Linked DNA regions of Homo sapiens: region 2 is linked to region 1. Evidence: chromatin loops called from intact Hi-C (ENCODE). Cell type or tissue: PC-9. All regions are shown on one strand. Region 1 overlaps MCU (mitochondrial calcium uniporter). Region 2 overlaps MCU (mitochondrial calcium uniporter).

Evidence for each region. A loop is a pair of places that touch in the nucleus more often than their neighbours do. Peaks named below come from ENCODE experiments on the same cell type or tissue, not always from the same donor. Only the 100,000 strongest peaks of a DNase experiment are listed, where the experiment ranks them.
Region 2: a loop joins it to region 1, with 2.4 times the contacts of the local background. A loop is called at or near these places in 4 of 110 quality-filtered maps.

Annotation. Positions count from the first base shown.
Region 1 is chr10:72,833,465-72,835,964 of GRCh38, reverse strand. MCU (mitochondrial calcium uniporter) reads right to left here. Exons shown (of 8, transcript NM_138357.3): 2 at 1,537-1,606. Among named protein-coding and RNA genes, the nearest start is that of OIT3, 59 kb to the left of the region's middle. In PC-9, CTCF peaks have their summits at 1,346 and 1,545 (motif pointing right); a DNase peak (open chromatin) is centred at 1,554.
Region 2 is chr10:72,783,863-72,786,362 of GRCh38, reverse strand. The region is part of intron 1 of MCU (mitochondrial calcium uniporter); the gene reads right to left. Among named protein-coding and RNA genes, the nearest start is that of MIR4676, 64 kb to the right of the region's middle. In PC-9, no CTCF peak of the experiment used is centred here; a DNase peak (open chromatin) is centred at 1,542; H3K27ac peaks cover 1,233 bases.

The DNA of each region.
Region 1 (2,500 bases):
GCTTAAGGAGGGAAAGGAATATGTAGCATAGCCAGGTGGCATTATGGTCCTCTGGCTCTTGGCCACGTAGAAAGTACTGTTATCTGGGTACATACTGACTCTTGACTGGGGGCAACACAGCTACCTTTCTGGCCACAACACAGTGCTAAGTGCTGCTTTTTAACTTATACATTAATTGGTACTAATTTTTAGTTTTTTGTCTTTAAGAGACTGGAAACAGAGAGCCAGCTAATATTTTCCTTATTTTGATTTTGGTCTATTTTCCCCTTTTTAACCTTTCCATATTACAAATGAGTAATCACAATGGATTTTTCTTCCAAATTTAGAAGATTTGGCAAATATGAGCACACTGTCTATAAATTCACGTAACAGCTTTGGGAGGTGATTCTGATAACACTGCAAATATTATACTGACTAAATGTTGGGGATTCTAGTGTTCTCATGATTCATTTTCTGGGCTTCTTTAGTTTTAGGCACCCTTGTAAATTTGCAGGATGCTCTTTCAGTGGTTGTTATGCTTACGAATTAATGTTTCTAAGGTTGAAATCAGAGCTCTATCAAACTAAACTTTATACAGAGGAAACATATCTAACAGTCAACCCCTAAACTAAGCAACCTAAACTGTAAATGCACAATACCGGGTAAGAGAAATGACAATAAGAGTTGTAAACACATCTCCCTCCACTACCATAAAAACAACAAAGGTTTGGATCCTGTCGCCAGTTTATAGCATCATAGACATTTACGAAGGATTGCATTGGTCTCCAAGCATCTGTTTATCCCTTCCCACATCAAAGAAGAGTATTGCAGTCCTATGCCTAAGTAGGGAAAAAGATAAGCAAGAGCAGGAGGTCTCAGACTTTGAGTTCCTTCTGTCTAGGCTCTGATACAACAAGAGGCTGGAGTGTTTGATCATTATCCATAATGTGAAGACCCAATGGTTAGAAAACACCAAAGATGGTGCTTCTGTGATCTTCACATTAACTATGTCCCTAGTTTTAACAGATAAATGAGGCTGGGCACAGTGGCTCATGCCTATAATCCCAGCACTTTGGGAGGCCGAGGTGGGCGGATCACGTGGGTTCGAGACTAGTCTGGCCAACATGGTGAAACCCTGTCTCTACAAAAAATACAAAAATTAGTTGGGCATGGTGGTGCTCGCCTGGTCCCAGCTGCTTGGGAGGCTGAGGCAGGAGAATTGCTTGAATCCAGGAGGCAGAGGCTGCACTAAGCTGAGATCGCGCCACTGCACTCCACCTGGGCGACAGACCAAGGCTCCATCTCAAAAATAAAAGATAAATGATCATTTAACCTATAAAGTCTTAATGGAACTTAGTGTTTCTTCTTGGTTTCTTCTCTAAACTCACTAGATTCTCATCCAAATTTTATTTTCCTTCTCCTCCTTTCTCTCTCTGACCCCTAAGCCCACCTTAACTGAAAGAGTATGGTTTATAAATTTTTGTGTCAGAGAATAGGAAACACTGAGCTAAGAAGGAAATAATATTAGACATAAAAGGTGGATTTGCTGAAACTCACCATCAGAGGGCACAACAGTGCTGCAATAAACAGCTCCCAAATTCTGCCAGGAAGCGATCCTCTGGTGTACCTAGAAAACACAAAAGATACATCTACTGTCAGAATGGAACAACAAACATATACTTATGTGTGTGTATATAATAAATATATACATATGATTACTTAAGTAATATGCATGCTTTGTAGAAAACTTTAAAAATACAGATAAAAGAAAATAAAAGTCTTTCAAACTCCTATCATCCTGAAATAATAGTGGTGAACATTTTGGTATGTTTTCAAGATTTATGCAAACACATTTACATATACAAACACAAGTATACATGTTACATTAAACAAAATTAGAATTATACAAATCATGTTTTATGTACTTTTAAAAACATTTAATATTGATTCTAGGTGCTACCAGGCCTCAAGTAAACTTTCTGGCTTTTTCTTCCTCCGGTTACCTTTCAGATCTGCGTCTCCTTCCTATCTCTTACCAGGTATGAGAGTTATTAAGTAGCTGTATCAAGAATTTACTATTATTGAGTAGGCATCTGGTCTTTATGTTCACTCTCCTTTTTAAAAAACCTGGAGAGGCAACCTCACTAGTTGAGTCCTTAATCACGACCGCTTCAGAGTGTTAGAAAAAATCACTCACACTCACATCCACCTCTACTACTTCCTCGAAGAGCAATCACTGTGGATGTGGATCTGGGACTCAGGTTCTCATAACTAAACCATGTTTCAGAATGAATACTGAATACATTTCTCACTTGCCAAATGCTTAATTTATTCCTTTGTATCTTTTACTTTCCCAACCCCAAAAAGTATCAAAGGAAGAGGAAGGGCAGGCATTAACTGAACAAAATCCAATATACCAGCTTCAGGCCTGACATATTCCATTCCATCAGCACAAAGAAAAATCATTTAGTATCTACTAAGCTGTATTAAGGTGTGCATTGTCACAGAGTCCTAAATGATT
Region 2 (2,500 bases), 50 kb after region 1:
AGAATGAGCACAGCCAGGATCTGAAATCAAATATATCTGATTCTCAACCCATCTCTTTTTACTATGTGACTCATTTTTAGGTAACAAAAACAGTAACTTCTCACTCTATGTTGATGTGTTCAAGTATAACACAAGAAACAGGATAAGGACATTAAAAAAACAAACTAGCCAGAATTCCACAAACAGCTAGCCAGAACTACATTAACTAAACTGGATGACATCTCTGGACATCAATCTCACATATAATGAAATGATCTCCACAGCAAATCGTTCCTTTATGTATTATCCTATTCTTGAAATTTTATTGCACAGCATAATACCGTTTTTTCACACAGTGCTTGTTCAGTCCCTATTCTACGGACAATCTTCATCTCCTCAAATTGGTAAGCAACACCTTGTAGGCAAGGATATGTTATTCTTTAGAATCTCTAAAGCGTGCAATACATTCCCATAGTATATATTCAGTAAACACCTATTAAGAGTTGCTGGGCAATACTCCTTTGATTTCTATAAAAATCTCCTTTCCAAAAGGATTTTCTTCATCCATTTCTACTACGACATTGACAATTGACACTAAATTAAAACAAGTAGCTATACGTACATAATAATGTTTTTCTTGCAAATTAAACCAAGATGAAAATTGCAGCCCTTGTAAGGGTCTTACTACAGATACAAGTTACAGATGAAGTGAGCCTTTATTTCCATGAAATGAGCCAGCAGGAGAATTTTACATAAACACTAAAAGTGAAAAACTTGCAATTCTGGACTATGAGCCAACACACAAAAGAAGCTCATTTCAATCTGTCAGATAAATGCCTACTCAACAAGCATGACTTCCTGGAATATATTTGGCTATTTTATATTCTGTTTCCTTAATCTGCCACTAACTGTGACAATCTCAGAATGTTTTTGAACTTTAGGATATATTTCTATTATGCACATTTTTGAAAACTCTAAAATGTGTTTTAAAGATGCATGTCTGACTAGTTTCTGCATACCACAGGGAAGTTCATTAACCTAAGTGGTAGGGGGCAGCAGGAGGGGAGACAGGGAGACAACAGAAGCAGGGAAAGAGAAAGGAGAAACAAAGTTGTAGCTTTGGTAAACACCACCACTAACCTTGTTGCAGAGACACCAAGGTTATTAGAAAAGTGACGGCAGTAGCACTGCCAGGTTTGGCTGGAGCAGCCACCACTACCACTTGCTTCGCCGACTGTGTAATATATGTGGAAATGTGGGAGATTCTCGTGCTACATCATGAAACTGCATCTGTATGCTAAATATCTAGAGACAGGAAGAGCCCTGGAAAAGGAAAAGAAGAGCAATCCCTGTACTATGTAGAAGCCTAAAATCCTTGACAACGCAAGATTCTCCTTGAACAGCTCTATCAAGCAAGTAAAAGACACACACACCAGGAATTGGTTGACTGGTGCTTTAAAATCATTATCCATGTGTGTTTTGCTCCTCACTCCAACAAGGGCATTATATAGAGCTGAGAACACATCAGCATTTAGGAATTTCCCAAAATACTCTTGGTAGGAGGGATTCCCCACACCCAAGCCCATGAAAAGGCAAAGCTGCTCTGCAACTTACTTCAGCCAGAGAGGCAGGGTGCACAGCCAGCCCTCACTCACACACCCACGCACACATACGGACAGGCTTTCCCTAGCATCCTGCACTGAAAATGAGGAGACTGTTCCCTTGACTCCCTGCACAGTGCCACATTAACATTTTCAGAAGCTACTGGATACACAGAAGGCTTTTCCTGACAAACAAGGACATCCAGAGATCTAATCCCTGCTGACAACTGCTTTGTGGAACTTTCTGTCCTTTTCAGACATGCCTACTTAAATCTATTCTTTAACCTCTCCTGCAACCAAATGTAGCCAATTAAAAATTGTACTTACCTTCAACAAAATGGGAAAATTACTCACAGCTACAAGGTGGCTTGATTTTAAGTAAATGAATCACATTTATATTAGCTTTAAAAATCACAATTACTATTTGCATAAGACACATCCTTCTAAGAGATCTATCAAAACAGAGCAACATTTTCCAAACGTGACAGTATTAATTTGATAGGATCTGAAAAAACAAAGCCTTTGTACTTCCCTTTTAGTGAAATTCAAAGTAATCTCTCTGAATTACATACTCTTTATATTGTTCTCAAGAGGGAGCAGAAGAAAATCTTCTTTTGGAAAATGTCATCCCCTGAGAGATCCAGGTAAGTGGGCATTCATCTTTGCAGTACAACATGAGGGGTTAAGCAAGGAGCTACACCATCCAACGGTGCCCGGCTTTCCCCCGGCTTCACTTGGATCAAGCAGCAGGGTTAATTACGTGGAACAGCCAAAAAGGTAAAGTAACTGGGTATTGACTTTTGGGGGCTGGTAATTTCTATAGTGCCTATGGCTCTAGACTTCCTAATAAGCTTTTCCTTAATCTGCTTTTGAAACTAAAGAGTCAAGAACAAAGTAAAACAATTTTTTAAAAAGAAATA